3 separate regions of the Mus musculus genome follow, and regions 1 and 3 are each linked to region 2. The links are chromatin loops, found by intact Hi-C in ENCODE. Cell type or tissue: gastrocnemius. All regions are shown on one strand. Links, peaks and the distances in the headings refer to the core of each region. The heading gives the core; the rest is flanking DNA. Region 1 overlaps LOC115488208 (a long non-coding RNA gene). Region 2 has its middle 22 kb from the start of Thoc3. Region 3 has its middle 25 kb from the start of Gm16578.

Evidence for each region. Hi-C counts contacts between places; a loop is a spot of excess contacts. Peaks named below come from ENCODE experiments on the same cell type or tissue, not always from the same donor. Only the 100,000 strongest peaks of a DNase experiment are listed, where the experiment ranks them.
Region 1: it touches region 2 in a loop (3-fold over the local background); 6 of 42 quality-filtered maps call a loop at or near these places.
Region 3: a loop joins it to region 2, with 11 times the contacts of the local background. A loop is called at or near these places in 39 of 42 quality-filtered maps.

What each region holds. Positions count from the first base shown.
Region 1 is chr13:54,320,312-54,325,684 of GRCm38, reverse strand. The region is part of intron 2 of LOC115488208 (a long non-coding RNA gene); the gene reads left to right. It also overlaps a transcript of Cplx2 not described here. Among named protein-coding and RNA genes, the nearest start is that of Gm52068, 11 kb to the left of the region's middle. In gastrocnemius, for the core only: CTCF peaks have their summits at 2,461 and 5,243 (motif pointing right); DNase peaks (open chromatin) are centred at 1,238, 2,501, 2,920 and 3,217.
Region 2 is chr13:54,444,092-54,449,464 of GRCm38, reverse strand. No RefSeq gene overlaps it. Among named protein-coding and RNA genes, the nearest start is that of Thoc3, 22 kb to the left of the region's middle. In gastrocnemius, for the core only: no CTCF peak of the experiment used is centred there; a DNase peak (open chromatin) is centred at 2,289.
Region 3 is chr13:54,244,931-54,250,303 of GRCm38, reverse strand. No RefSeq gene overlaps it. Among named protein-coding and RNA genes, the nearest start is that of Gm16578, 25 kb to the right of the region's middle. In gastrocnemius, for the core only: a CTCF peak has its summit at 2,553 (motif pointing left); DNase peaks (open chromatin) are centred at 955, 1,147 and 2,563.

The DNA of each region.
Region 1 (5,373 bases), core at 266-5,265, 120 kb after region 2:
ATCCCCATCAGGACCATGTCCCCATCAGGACCATATCCCCATAAGGACCATGCCCCCATAAGGGTCATATCCCCATAAGGGTCATATCCCCATCAGGACCATATCCCCATCAGAACCATGTCCCTATCAGGACCATATCCCCATCAGGATCGTATCCCCACCAGGACCATATCCCCATAAGGACCGTATCCCCATAAGGGCCATATTCCCATAAGGACCATGCCCCCATCAGGACCATGTCCCCATCTCTAGGTCCCTCTTCACCTAGTATGACTCATCCATCTCTAGGTCCCTCTACAACCTGCTTGTGTGGCAGCGGTTGACTACCTTGTAGTTCAAGTTCAGCAAACTCCAAACAGCCCTTATCGGCTTTCTCCTGAAGCATTGCTCCTGCATTTGTCCTGGCTCTGTCTTTTCTCTTCCTGTCACTCAGGAAGCCATCGGCTATACATCCATTCACTACTGAGGCACTCAGCCATCCATCATCCTTACTACCGTTCCTTTATCCACCTTTGTATCCATCCATCTAACCATCTTCCATCTGTCCGTCTATCCACTCACTATTTACTAAGAGTCTAGCATTTGTCAATATTGAGAGCACAGTGACAGACAACAGATGCTAGATCTGTCCCTCTCTATTCTTAAAACCCTGTGAAGACAGCATGCAGGTGAGTAGACTATTGGACTAAGCAGGAGAGTGTGGGAGAGGGTGAAGCACTGCAGAGGCAGAGGAGAGGCACCCTGGCACTCGGGAACCTTGGTGGATAGTGAACACTTGTTTTGAGACAGGGTTTCTATGGGTAGCCCTGGCTGTCCTGGAACTTACTCTGTAGACCAGGCTGGCTTTGAACTCACAGATCCATCTGCCTGCCTTTGCCTCCTGAGTGCTGGGATTTAAGGTGTGCGCTACCAACAGCCCTGCTTGAGTGCCTGTTTGAGGTGATGATACCCAAGCAGACCCCTGATTGCGAAGGAGGGAACCCAATTCTCTCCTCAGGGTCCCTTGGCTCTACTTCCTGTGACTTTCCCTTCCTTCTCTTCTTCTACCTGGTCTTATTTGGCCTGGGTTGGAAGATCACATTATCACCAGCCTTGGGGGACAGAGTGTGACCAGGACCTGGCTGTGGGAATGGGGTTAGGGCTTAGTCTGCTGGCGTTCAATCCAGAATACCACTGGCCCTGTGGGAAGCAGGCTGCCCATTTCCACTCAGGTTCCTGGCTGGTACAAAGGGGGTTTAGACAGCTGGCCAAAGAGTGAGGAGCACAAGTAGAGACCAGATGGAGACAGGAGGGCAGACCCGTGTGTTCCCAGCAATGGCAGACTGCCTTCCCTTTAAGCCTTTTGTAGTTGTGCTCTGTCTGTCATTTGCAGTCAAAGGAGCTCTCATTAACAGCAAAGATCCTCAGCAACAGCAGGACACATTTCCACATCCTTTGTCTTATTTGATTTCACAACAGCCCCAGGAGGCTGTTTATAGGTGCTGAGACACAGGCTTAGACAGTCCAGTCAGCAGATCTAGACTGGGGGGTCTTTAAATCCTATTCCTTACAGCCCCTGATGGTGAATACTGAGAGGAAGCAGAAAGGATGTCAGACAAAGACTTAGGTTTGAGAGGAAAGGATGGGTCAAAGGGAACCAAAGACAGCTCGGAAGGAAGCCCTGGTCTTTGAAAGAACTTCTGTGGGTGGAAGCGAGCCGAGTTTATAAGGGAGTGAGTCAGAAGCAGAGAACTATAGACAGGGAGGGGAGGTAACAACATTGAGGTTCGCTACATTCTAGCCAAATGAGTTGAGGACCGAGCAACTGGTGTCCCAGAGGGGGCCCTACTCTCCACAGCCAGCCTGTATTTTATTGCTTGACCATATTTCAAGATCTGACCTTCTCCAGCAAGCATCCCCTGAGTCCAGTCTCCTTCCTGGAGACTCCCCAGTCCTCCTCCTGGGTCCCCTTTGTCACGCTGGTCACATTGGTCCCTTTGGTTCACCTAGTATGACTCATCTGCCCCTGAGGAAGTCTACGCCTTGCTTGGCTCTGATTAGACCCAAGCTCCTAACCCCATGTCTGGCACCCAGGCGGGGCTGAAGGTATATTTTTAAAAAACGGTTTATTTGAAGGAAATGAATTCCAGATAAGGCATAAAGTCAGGATATGAGTCTGACAGAGGACAGAGTAGGGAAAAGCAATCAACACAGACAGAGACCAAGCCAGCGAGGAATATAGACAGGGGAGGTGGAGGTCTGAGGAGAGACCTAGAGTGCGGCTGAGGGGGTAGCTCAGAGCCCATTGGACTTGTACGGCTCGTCTGGCCTTGGTTCTTGGAAAGTTCTTCATCCTATTTTGTGGGAGTACCATCTGGAAAAGATCCAGTTTGCCTAGAATCTTGTAGAACCGGGAAGAATAATCCTAAAGGATGGGTGTGGAGAAGTCAGTGTAACAAGAGTTCTTGCAGTTCCTATTCCTGCCGCTGGGGGCATGAGATGCAAGACAGGTAAAAGGATGACGCAACCACCAAAGGTGGGAAAGGGCCCCAGCCCAGAGCAGCCTGATCTCTTGGCACCGCTGCATCCTGGGCCTTTCCCAGAGAGTCTGTGGTGTGTGTGACCCTATCTTTCAGTAACTGCGTTTGGATTCTAACTCGGGAAAGGACCCACCTTCACAGGCTGCTGGTCTGCAAATTCTCCCCCTCTGCTCTGGAACCAGATGGCTGACCGACAATCCCTGTCTACCGCAGCTTTTGTCTTTATCCTCTATGGTCCTGAGTACCGTCCAAAGTAATCCTATTTATTCTGTCCATCTGCTTGTTTATTGTCTGTCTCTCCCACTGTGAGAGACTCAATGGCAGGGACTCTGTGGGTCTTTCAGTGTCTAGCCCGGCACCTGGAGATGCTCACAGAATGGCTAGGCAAATTAGTGAATGGGAGGACGGGTGGATGGGTGGGGCGGGGATTGGATGTGCTTGGAGGTGGAGTTGATGAAGCATTTCACCGAGTAGGGCTCCAAAAATAAAGGCATCCGAGCTGTGAGACGAGAACCCTTGAGAAGAGAAAAGGCCCTTCCTTCTAGGGCTAATTGCTTGCTCTGAGCTGAAGTACAGCAGCTGCTGGGAGACCAGACACAGGGAGGTCCCTAGGGAGGAATGCAAACCCAACCCCCGGGACACCTGCTCTCTGGCAGAGAGGAAACCCGCTAGGGGCTGGCTGTCGGCTGTAAAGGCAAAGGCATTCTAATGTCACTACTTAGAGATGAGGGAGCCCCAGCACTGGATTGGGCAGGATGAGGGGCACCGGTCCTAGAACTTGTGGAGGAACATGAGCGACTGTGTGCCAAGAATCCCCAGGGGGTACTGCTGGACACTTCTTTCGTTTTGTTTGTTTGTTTCTTTTTTGAGACAGTGTTTCTCTGTGTAGCCCTGGCTGTCCTGGAACTCACTCTGTAGACCAGGCTGGCCTGGAACTCAGAAATCCGCCTGCCTCTGCCTCCCAAGTGCTGGGGTTAAAGGCGTGGGCCACCACTGCCTGGCTTGGACCTTCTTTTGTTTGCTTGTTTGTGTGTTAAGTCCATCTCCCCCTCATCCCCCACCAGCCTTCTCACCACAGCTCAGAGGAAGACTACCAAAGCAGATAAAGAACCCGGAGCCCAGGGAGCTAAAGGGATAAGCCAAGGTTCAGTTGTACAACTGTAGCCTAGACGGGACTTGATCCACTTGATCTAAATGGATAGGCACCCAACATGACACCAGGGTGGGCTGCTCATCTCTGCCAGGATTTTCGGTGTGAGGGGAGCCAAGAAGGGAGAGCAAATAGGTAAAATTACTGTCCAGCAAAATAGGGGTGATGATGTTTTTGGAATCATTCTTTGTTCTTCTTTCTCTCTTCTAATTCTTCCTGGGCCTGCCTGTTTTCATCTGAGATTGGCATAAAAATGGACACAAGGCCCCCACACATAGACTCCATTCCCATCTCCAACTGTATTGGCAAATCACCCCTACCTGTGAGATGCTGATAACAATTCTGAACCCTTAAGGCAGAGCAAGAATTCACGGAGGAAGTGGGTGCAATGTACCAACAGCCTAAGTGATGCTGAGTGAATTGGCCATAGACCCAGGCCACTCCACCTGAGACGAAATGTGGATCTTGCCCTCGTCCCGCCAGGGGCTTGAACCCTTCATGAAAGAGGGCAGAGGAATATAATCTAGCAATGAGAAAGAATCTTAGCTCTAATAGTGAGCGAATGAAGTCAGAGGCTTGAGTTCAATTTTGGCGTGACTTCACTGATATGAAATTCGAAACCAAATCAAGTGCTCCTAGGAGGTTAGCCGTTGAGGCGGTGGTTCCTTTCGTGGGGCAGGTAGGGGCTGTGAAGTGGAGAAATGGGGCTGTCTGTGGTAGCGTCCCTTCCTGGTTTGAGTGGGTTGTATCGGTACAGTCCGGTGTGGAACTCCATGGAACGCTTTGCGAATGCAGGAGAGCAGTTGAACTAGCTTCCTGTGTGGAAGGCGTGGTTCCCAAGGAGGCGTGGCTTAAAGACCGGGTTTTGAGAGGGAACAGGCTCATGAGAACTCTGTCTATACCAGCGGAGTAAGTCACTGATGGTTTAGAGCTGGAGGACAAGTCTCCCGAGGTATATCCTGTAAGAGTCTGTCCATTTCCTCTGTCCCTGCTTTCTGGCTGACCGGTGGCAAGCAGTTCTTCCTCTGTCTACTCTGCCATGGCGTTACTCCTGCATCAAGTCTAACAGCCACAGAGCCAATCACCCACGGAACGAAACTTCGGAAACCTTGATTTAAAATAAATCTTTCCTATTTTACAAAACAAATTCGTCTTAGCTTATATGTATGCGTGTTTGGTGTGCACATATGTGCAGTACACACGGAGGTCAGAAAAGGGCATTGTACACATCCCTCCGACCCAGAACTGGAGTAACAGGCAGTTGTGAGCCTCCATGTGGGTGCTGGGAATTGAACCTGGGTCCTCTACAAGAGCAGCAATATGCTCTTAATCCCTGAGCCACCCCTGCAGCTTTTTCTTCCTTTTTGAGCTGATCTTTGGTGTTTTGTGACAGCGATAGAAGCTGACTAACATAGTCATATTTCAAGATTTTTTTCTGAAAAATAATCTAAAAAACAAGGATTAAATAACTCCATCTATGGTTTGATCTTAGCTTGGGACGGGACGGGACGGGACGGGGTGGGGGGGGGGGGTGTTTCAGCTTTGTGGCTATTCACGTCTTAAACAGCAGGGGGCAGTAGGTAGGCCTTCCACACACCAGGCTGTTCGCCACCCTCTGCTTTCGCCTCTCCTTTCCTGAGTACTTCTCCCCTGGGGGTCCATATGCTCCCTTGCAAGCTCCCATGGCCCTATCACATACCTTCA
Region 2 (5,373 bases), core at 254-5,253:
TCGAGTGTGGTTACTGCAGCCCCAGCTCTGAACACAGGACTGTGCACTTTGGGCCGGGTGCCGCCATGATACGCAGTGCGAGTGAATGGTCCGCAAATACCTCAGCTCAGACCGGGGGCTTCTGCCTGTTATGAATTGCAGTGCTTTGATGGTACATGGTAAGTTTAATGCTTTTCCACAGAATGGTTTAATTACGGAAAACAAAGACTTCAGTGTTTCTCAACAGGGCTCAGCAGGTGAGTACCAAAGCAATCTTTGGGTCTTGGGTTGTACCGAGTTAGGGTGTTTGATTTTTAAAAATTGCTGTTGAGTTGAGTTTCATTTAAATAAGTCATTAAATGAAGTTTGACTTGGAATTAGAACAGTCTCCAACAACTTCTGGAGCAGCCTAAATACGCTTCTGTCGTTTTGTACTGTGTATGTGAAATGGCATTCTCGTTATTGACCATTTTAAATCAAAAATATACTTATCAACTCTGAAAGACATGGAAATACCCCACACATTCAAATATGCTGTTAGTATTTTATTCTTTACACAGAAAACAGACACAATGCCATGGTATGAAAATTTGCTTTAGTTTTAATAAACGGTAACATGTATACCAAAAATTTTAAAAATAAATTTCCTTGCTGGGTGTCATGAGTCCACAACTTTAACCCCAGTGTTTGGGAGATAGAGGCAGGCAGATCTCTGTGAGTTCAAAGCCAGTCAGAGCTACATAGTAAAATGTAAATAAAAATCCCTAAATGACAAAATTTGTGTTTGATTTGTATCCCTATTTTATATACTTACACACCCGTGGTTCTGTAAGAATTTTCTGGCCAAAAGAGATCATAAAACATATAAGGAGCCCAGGCCTCATCCATCCGGCTCCTGGATCTCCGGTTCCTCTCCCAGCCTCAAGTCTTGATACGTGGGATCTGGAGAACCAGAATGAGATTTGTGCATTGGGACCCTTTGATGAAATCGTTGGCATCTCAGCATCCACAGGTGTGTGACCCTGACTCCGCTTCTAATCAGTTTGGTTGGCTCTTTTGGGGGTTGGAAGCTCTTGGACAGCAATGTCACGTGGCCTCAGGCTTTTGGCTGCAGGCAGGCAGATCTTTCCCAAGTGCTCACCTCCCCAAGCAGGGGCTTTTCCACAGGTGAGGAGGGAGTGTCTTCCGGTGAGCTCCGCTCTAAGGGGGCTCTCTCACAGCCCCGAAAGCACTCCTTCAGTTAGGCTTTGCGCTCAGAGAGAGTTTCCGAGAGAGAGCCCCGCTTATTGCTTATTTCTCGCTAAAGGGAGGAGGTGGTGGGGCTGGCTGTGAAGGGGCCAACAGTTGAGCTAAGGGGGTCAGCTTAAGTGCCTTGCCGGTCTTTAAGCAGTTGGAAGTTCTGTTTTAAGAAAGACCACCTGGGGCAGTGTGGAGCCTTGCAGATCAGAAGGGAGCAATGCTGGAGGCTGCTGCATAGCTTCTGCTCAGAAAAGCCGCAGAATCAGCTTAAACTCCTGCTGTTAGGTCTGGCCCTCGAGTTTTAGCTTTTCTGTTGGCTGCGCATTGCTGGAACAGAATACCGGAACTTCAAAGGAAATGTTTATTTCAGTGGAGGGAGGGAGAGAGGGAGGGAGGGAGAGTGAGGGGGGGGACAGAGAGGGAGAGGGAGAGGGAGAGGGAGAGGGAGAGGGAGAGGGAGAGGGAGAGGGAGAGGGAGAGGGAGAGGGAGAGGGAGAGGGAGAAACAGGAGATAGAAATACCCTCTTTAAGGGATGCCCCAGTGAATTGCTTCCTCGACTAGGCCCCACATCTTGAATTTCACTACCGTCTAATCTCTCCACTAGCTAGTAGTCAAGCCTCCAAGTTAACGCCCAACACTGTCAAGGAGACACTGCTGCTTTGTACAAGGACACAGCTCCGGCTTGTAAACGGATTAAACTACAGATCCTCCCCCCCCCCCCCCGCCCCAGTAGCCGTATGGCCTTGGCCTTTTAAACTTTTATGAGCCTCAGTTTCCTCTCCTGTAGACTAGATACTACCTGATTCCAAAGAGAGTTGTAAGAACTCTGGGTGACCCGAGACTGCTCGGCACAGTTCCTGCGAACAGCATCCTGCAGTAGGAGGCTGTTTGTGATCTTATTGGTGCCACTAGGGAGACTGTAGCAGAGTCCAGAGGGCAAGGGACCCACCCAGGCTAGCGGCTGTAGGAGGGAAGGTAACGGAGGTGGTTTACAGGTTCGAAGCTTGGTGATCCTCTCTCAGTGGTGCTGTTAAGATCCGTGGACCATTCCCTGTGTGGCCACTAGAGGGAAGCAGAGGCAAGGCTGCGGTTGGAAACCCGCTCCAGGATGCAGTGCGGCTGTCTGCTTTCAGCCTTAAATTCCCTGTTGAGCTGGACTGTGTCTCTGCCTTGAACAACCCCTCTTTTCTTCCGCTGAACACATGCTGATGGTTTTGAAAAATTACTCGAGGTTCCTTCGTGCTCCTGCTTGCTCTGGGTCTGGGGGTCAGCAGAAATGTGTGCTTTAATTTCTAAAGACACAGACTGTACAGGACGTGGGGCCCATGCCCTGCAGCTTGGCTAGTTGCTTGGGGTCTGCTCCATCTTGCACCCTCCCTGCTTGCCAGCTCTTTCCTGTGTTCTTTGATCTTGTGTGTAGAGTATTAAACTGAGCCTCAAATCCTTAATCCATTTTGAAGGCTGGCCGGGGGCAGCGTTTCTATGGGCCCACTAAACAGCGCTGGCTGGATCGTTTTAGAGACGGGAAGGAGGTTTTCCATCCAAGGTCATGGAGTGTGAATAGGGGGGGAAAGACAGTTGAATCACCTTCATAGCCTTTGGAGCTATACCTCATGCAAGCCCTGTATATTGATTTATTCCATAAACATCCATAAGAAGTGGGCTGGGGAGATAGCTTAGTGGGTAAAGTGCTTTTGCCATGCAAACACAAAATCTGGATCTCCAGAACACCCGTAAAGAAACCCAGGGTGGTTGTAGTTTAGTGCCCTGGAGGCAGAGACAGGTGGACCCCCCCCGCCCTCCCCCCCCCCCCCCCCCCGCTCCGGTTTACTGACCAGCCAGCCTAGCTAAATTTGCAAATTCTGGGAAAACAGTGTGGATAGCTCCCAAGAACCATACAGGGGTTTGACTTCTATACTGCATACCACGAACACACAACTGTATACACCTTCACACAGAGGGTGCACTCCGCCACAGAGATGTGAGTTCAACGTACCCTGAAACACCATGTCCTGGGAGCTTTATCTCTTCCAGCTGCCCATGGGGTATTTTAATCCCAAAGAAAGTGCTCAGGGAGGTATCTTAGTTAATTATCTCATTGCTGAAACCAAATGCCCAGGAGGGGAAAAAAAAGCACAATTTTAAGATTTCATACAGGTTTATTTTTGACTCATGGCTTGCGGGTATGGCCTATGGCTGTGCAGGAGTGGCGGCTGGAGAATGTGGCAGCTGGTCACAGTTCATCCCCAGCAGAGGGAGATGTCAGTGTGTGAGCCCAGCCCTTGGGATGGTGCCCCCACATCATAGGTACATCTCACCATCTCCGTTAGACCTGCCTGGAAAACCCCTCACACAAGCCAGAGAGTGGCTTTGTGGTGACTCTCAGTGCAGTTATATTGACAGTCAACACTGACTGTAGGCTACAGGGCTCAAAGATGGTCCTATCAGCTGTTCCAACTGGGTGTGCCTAACTCCATAGTCCAAGCCTTTCTCTTTTTAAAGTTTTAGGAATGGTTCAGTTCACTGCTATCAATGTTCTTTCCAGAGGGAGTATATAGACACTAGGAAGGAGAACGCCAGAGCTATAACAAATCACCCCAGGAACTCTGGGTCCCACAGCATGGGTGTCAGTTAAAAGCACAGATTCATTGTTGGACTGCCTGGGTTTGAATCCTGGGGTCACCCACTAGAGACACTCTTTACTCCATTCTCGTGTGTGTGTGTGTGTGTGTGTGTGTGTGTGTGTAAAGAGGTTTAACAGAGAAGGGAAGACTCACTTTTTAAAAAAGGGGCCAGGATCCCCAAATCCTCTTTGAGATCATACCACCAATGAGATAAGGAGATAAGGATCTTTTATAAGACTCAGATCTTTCTTTCTTTCTTTCTTTCTTTCTTTCTTTCTTTCTTTCTTTCTTTCTTTCTTTCTTTCTTTCTTTCTTTCTTTCTTTCTTCCTTCCTTCCTTCCTTCCTTCCTTCCTTCCTTCCTTCCTTCCTTCCTTGTATATGAGTATACTGTTGCTGTCTTCAGACACACCAGAAGAGGGCATCGGATCCCATTACAGATGGTTGTGAGCCACCATGTGGTTGCTGGGAATCGAACTTCTGGAAGAGCAGTCAGTGCTCCTAACCCCCCACCCCCACCCCGGGCCATCCCCGCAGCCTGGGAAGACCCACTTTTAATGTAGGCAGCACAATACAGTGGACTGGGGTCACACACTGACTCCAAAGGTGGTGGAGAATGCCCATGAATACCAGCCCTCATCCCCTCTGCTTCTGGTCTGTGATAAACTGTGACCTCACACTCCAGCCACGGTGCCCACACAGCTCTCTCTCTGAGGGCACGGCAGACTTTTTGATTCTGAACCTTAGGTCCTGCTGGAGGGTGCTTGGCACACAGATGACCTTCCACAACCTTCCTTTAGCCCCTGCCCTCAGGACTAGACTGTGGTTAGTTAGTCTGGCATTTCTAGGTCAAATATGAGAACCAGTTTCAAGGAGGTAACATTACTTTGGCTGGTGGCTTCGGTGCCTTCTGTCCTCAGTCATGCTGATTCCGTTTCTGGGCATGAGGTGCAGAAGGGAACCACCACAGCAGAAGAGAACGGGCTGAGTCATTCACCTCCAGGTGACCTGGAATGGCCCCACAGCCATGGAACTATACTGCGAATATCTGGTTTGCAGGGTATCTGATATACAGCCCCCAACGGGTTCATGACACAGGTGGAGAACCACTGGCTTAAGACAACGTGAAAACACGTTACAAAGAGCCTGTCTTTCTGGGAGGCATCGGTTCAATTGTTGTGGCATGAACCTTGACACCTCTGAATTATTAGCTGATTGGATGCCAGCCACAGCCACAGCCACAGCCACAGCCACAGCCACAGCCACAGCCACAGCCACAGCCACCAGGCATCACTGATGGAACCAGCTACACTTGGTTCAGACCCTAAGCTCGGCTCTTTTATTTCCGTTGTTTTTCCTCTCTGAAATGGAGATTATCATTCCTGCCTCACTGAGAGGTGAGGAACTCCACGAATGCCCACTAGCCCATGCTGGACTCATCCTGACTGTAACTAAAGGTGGATGGCCTTTTAGAACAGTTTCTATTCCTGATCATGTCAGCTTGCAGGCAGGTGTCTATCAGGACAGACACA
Region 3 (5,373 bases), core at 66-5,065, 200 kb after region 2:
AGGGCCCTTGTCTTCAAGGGGAGCTGTCTGCAGTGATGGAGGCCTGACAGGATCCTAGTGAAGAGGTCTTTCATTGATCAGGATCGCAGGGCCCACAGACCGTCGTGTGAAGAAGGAGCCATGTTCTAGTGCTTTGAACACTTGGGATCCACGTATCCCCACATCTTGCATTACTATAATTAATGCAAACAGCATCCGGGAGTGAAAATGTTGCCATAACAACAAACCTAAATCACGTGGGACTGGCCCAGGGGATGGGCAGTGGGAGGAAAGGGCATGGAGATCCCAGGTAGGGAAGCTGGGACTCACACTGTGTGGTTGCAGAACAGTTAATGGCCTGTCTCTTAGAGTAGTTTGGAAGATGGGGGGCTATGCCCCTGGGGAGGTGTGAATCCCGAAAGCTCTTGGGTACCTCTTTGTGCTGTGCTGTGCTCTCTATAGTGTGCTAGTCTAAAAACATCCTGAACCCAGGGAAGGACTGTTCAAGATATGGGCAGAAAGGGAGGAACGTCATTAAAAAAAACAAAAACAAAAACAAAAAACCCTCTCTGGGCTAATTTTTTTTTTTAATTCGTCTGTGGGGATATCAGAGATTTCTATAGGGCTTGAATACCCATATATTCCCCAGGTCTAATTTCATAAAAGCTCTTTCTGTACCAACATATGATTTTGGTAAATACCACCTTTGGATATAAATAGAACTCTGGACCCACATGTTGGCTGAGTCTCCAGTGGCAGGATTGGGCTGCACTGAGTCACCTTCTCTCCAGATGTCTCATCCTGGAATCTGTGGCCTGGGTCTGCTGCCGGTGGAGAGCTGGACCCGAGGGACGCAGATTCCTCTGAGCTTTAACATCCACCACTTTCCCAGGACCACACAGCTAGTGAATGGGGGAATCAACTCCTGGGAAGCCAGCTCCCCTGGTTCTGGGAACTTGCCATTTAATGACCAGCAGTGCCTAGGGCCCCTGTTGCACCAGAGCCTGGCAATTAGAGAAAGTGTGTACATGTGTGAGTGTGCTCAGGATAGCTGAGTGTTGTCACCACGGAAGCTACATTCCTGTTCTTGGTAAGGGAAGCACTGCTGGCCAGAGAGCTGCCTGAGGGCACGTGAGCTTGTCCAGGAAAATCTTTACTGATGATACAGCTGGACTTGGAGACTCCCAGGGCTTGGCAGTGTTCACTCAGGAAATAGTTGTCAGCGCTGGGACTAGCAACAGCTGAGGCTCATATTTCTGCACAGAGGGCTCTGTCTCTCCCGATACCTCCCATGCATTCACTCAGTCTACTTGGTCTTCCACAAGCCTCTCATTGAACTCTGCTCATCCCCAAGAAAGGACACTGCCTGTTCCTTCCCCAGGCCCACCTTTCCATGTTTGGTGATACAGAGTCAGACTCAGGGACCAGAAAGCATGTGTGTGTGTGTGTGTGTGTGTGTGTGTGTGTGTTGGGGGCTTGATTCCCAGCGCAGACTCGCTGATTTAGCTTGTGACATGAACCTTGGCTGGCCCTGGGTTCCTCAGATCCTTTGCCCTACTCCCTGGAGGACCTATTCTTTCTTCATTATGAGTGGCATTCTCCAAGCTAGCCCGCCGAGGTTGCGTGTGAGCAGACACCAGACATTTAGATTCACGGCTGATCACAGATCGTCCATCACAGAGGCAAAGCGATTACCCTGAGAGAAGAAGCGCCCTGACCCCCTCCCTCCGACCCCAGGCTGCTTCAGACTTGCTGAATCCAACCCTCTAGGCTCCCCTTGTTTCCTCTCAGCTTCCTGATAGATTAACTTTACTCAAGTCAGTGTTCAGAGCTTGCAGTCAGCGTTTCCTGATGATGCAGACCGAAGCTGAGGCAGACAGTGGAACGGTCAGTATTTCTCAAAGCCTTCCTCTAAGCACCATAGCGCAGGACACACATAGACTGTGCTGGCCCCACAGTCCCGGGGCTGCTGAGAGGCGGCGGAGAGACGAAATGGTGCAGACCCCTCAGCCGGCACTCCACTCTTGTTAGGTGAGAAACCCCTAACGGCTAATTCAGTTGGCACTCAGAAGCCTTGCTCAACTATCCTCTCATCTCTCTTCAATATAAGATTGAGAAATGGCCTGGGTTGTCTTTTTCTGGTTGTAGCTCAGATCATTGTTAACAGTCAATTAATCAACACTTTTCCTAACAGAGCTTTGGGATTGGTGTTTCCCCCTCTCCCAAGCCGAAGTCAGATTAACGCGGCATCTTTTAGAAATTGAACAGTGATTTAGCCCATTACTAACTTGTGTTTGGCAGATGAATGTCTCCAAGAAACTCTTAAGGACATTAAAAACAATCTTACACACACGTTAGGGAAGCCATGACTCCAGGTGGAAAGAATTTACTTAAAACTCCCACAGCGTAGATAGGATGACTTGATGCTGCCTCTGCCTGTCTCCTTAGCCTTGGTCTCCTTCTGTCTAACCTAGTAGCTAAGACTCTGTAACCCTCACCTGGGGTGGTTCTGCCTTGTTTAGGTGGTGCCAGCTCTAGCCAAATGGGTATTATGGTCCTGCTCTGCCCCCTGGTGGATGCTCATGCCCTGATGCTCTGGGTGCTGGCAGTTTGGCTGGGACTTTCAAGCTGGTAGCCGTGGGTGTGTTGGAGCCTAGCCTAGTGGCATGGCTTCTAGTTTCTGGAGAAATGACTGTTTCAGCATGCCGAGACACACTGTAGCTGTTGCAGGTCTTGTTTACTCACGGTATATACACTTGTTACTAATTAATTTACAACTGTCAACTGAGACACCTGAATTTTCCCTGCTGAAATGATGAAGGATGGGCACAGCCTTTGCTCCAGCCTCAAAGGATGATTAGACCCACAGATAGATGTCCACAGTCCTGGGCATGATGGGAGCCCTAGATAAATGGGAAAATGCTGTAGTTTGGATATAGAAGGTCCCCATGTTTAAAGGCTTGGTCCCCCAGTCCATGGCACTATGGACAGACAGTCCCTAATCCTGTTATCAGGTGAGCCCAGGCCTTTCCTTGGCCCTGAATCTCTACAAGGCAACAAGACTGGCAGCTCAAGAAGATCTCTTAAGGGGCAGAGCCTCCTGAGAGGAGTTGCTGGTTGGAGCTATAGTTGGGTAGGAAGGTCTGCTGACTCTAGACCCCCTTAGCTGACCCTCGTGTGCCCTGCTTATTTATGAACACCTCCTCTGGGTTGTCTGTGAGCTGAGCTTGGGGGTATCCAAGGGCGAGGTTGGGTATCCTGGACCAGATGAGCCATTCGATCCCAGTCCCCAAGGCAGTTGGAGGGGCCATTCTGACAGGGTTCCAACAATGACAACACACAGTGTCCACAGGGAAGGACAGGGTAAGAAATACCCAGGTATGGGTATTGACATTGAAGAACTTGGTGCTCATAATTCCTGGCTCTCAGTGGCCCAGTAATGGGCTAGGTGGTACAAGACAACGGAAGAGGCCCCCCTCATGGGTGGAAACTCCTTATGGGGGTAGGAAGAAATCTGGCTTTGCTTTACTAGTCTGGCCCCTGGGGCACAGGCTAGGCCCCCATTCTCTCAGGATGGGGTTTCCACCCTGTCTGAGCCCCCTAGGAGGGAGCGGGCGGGTACTCAGAGGCGGAAGGGAGGAAATGCTTCTCTGGCCCAGCCTCATAATTAGACCCTTCAATTGCAATTACTTTTGCAATTAGCTCAGCTGGTAATTGGAACTGGAGGTGGTAATTTCTGTCCTTCACGGAAGCTCCCTTTGAATTGGGCTTTACTTATCTGTCCAGGATGCTGGGTAGTGCTCTGGGGAGCACTCAACTCTTGGGAGCAGCTCAGAGAGCACAGCCTTGGGCTTGGCACAGTAGGAGGTACGGGGATTCTTCTGAGTCCTCGAAGATGGGACCTGAGGTGTGGTGAACAGGAGCCTCACAGGCTTCTTAGCAAAGGGCGATTCTGAGCTTAAGTTTTGTAGAGCTTGGAAAAGCAACATCCTAACCACCCCCATAACCGGAAGTCATGAGCTGAGCCAGTGCAGGTAGGCAGGCTCTCCAACAGCCCATACTTCTGGTGTTTGTGTCCTGGTATAACTAGCTCTCTGAGTGCAGGATGGTGTGGTGATCCTTGCTTTGGATCATTTGAACATGACAAAGGTTTCTATGATATTTGTCACCAGGGTTTATGTGTCAGAAGGTTTAATCTCCAAGATCATGGGTCAACGGTATTTGGAGGCTGGGAACTTGGGGGGCAAACATGGTTGAGTGAAACAGGAGGGTGGGCAGGAGGGTGGGTAGGAGGGTGGGCAGGAGAATGGGCAAGAGGGTAGGCAGGAGGGTGGGCAGGAAGGTGGGCAGGAGGGTGGAGAAGAAGGTGGGCAGGAGGGTGGACAGGAAGGTAGGCAGGAGAGTGGACAGGAAGGTGGGCAGGAGGGTGGGCAGAAGGGTGGACAGGAAGTTGGGCAGGAGAGTGGATAGGAGGGTGGGCAAGAGGATGGGCAGGAAGATGGGTAGGAGGGCGGACAGGAGGGTAGGCCTCTCTGTCCTTATTACAGCTTTCTGAGGAGAGATGGGCTGAGCTGAGAGACTTGCTCGCTCTTGTTGTGTGATACCCTCTATTAAGGTCCTTCCTGCTCTCTAGTGTCCTGCTCTCCCACTCCCCACTCTCTCTGGTACCTTGAGCAAATACCCTCACAGTCTCCATGAATCACCTAGGTGTGTGTTGACTGAGACAAAGGCTATAGAGAAGAAAAGACCTCTCTGCCATTTTATTTTATTCCCAGGAACATGGAAAACCCTTCTGTGTCTCTAGTTAATAGAACCATAAAGATTTCTGCTTTCTGAGCAAGCAGTCCTGCAGATTCTTGCCACAGGCTCCTTTAATTCAGTACAGACATAGTCTGTTTGGAGGGGGCGGTAGCTGCTGCAGCCCGAGCTCCTGACACACTGGCTGCAGGCTGGTTTCATGGACACCGTCCTGGGTTTGGTGACTTTGTTAAATGGGGCTTACATAACGCAGGAAAACATGTTTACTGGCTTCTTACTTGCTGCTGAGCAGCAGGTGGAGAGATGTACAGGACAAGGCATGGGGACATGGACTTGGAGCGTTGGGTGTGCCTCTCCATGGGGGTCTGCATGAACTCAGGGGTCTGGGGATTCAACAAACGTGTCTTTTTGGGTTTTATGGATAGTTTGTTACTCCTGCATGATTGAGTACTTCCTGAACCATCAATGAAAACTTAACCTCCTGTCTCTTCCCCTTCCCCAGATGTTGGGGGAAGGGACTGAGAGTCATACCTTGGTCTTTTTAGTGACTAGTACCTATGCTGAAGCCAGGCCACGGTTTCTGGATACCAGTCCTTTATTAGCATGCAAAAGATATCCTTGTTACTCCCCCAAGTC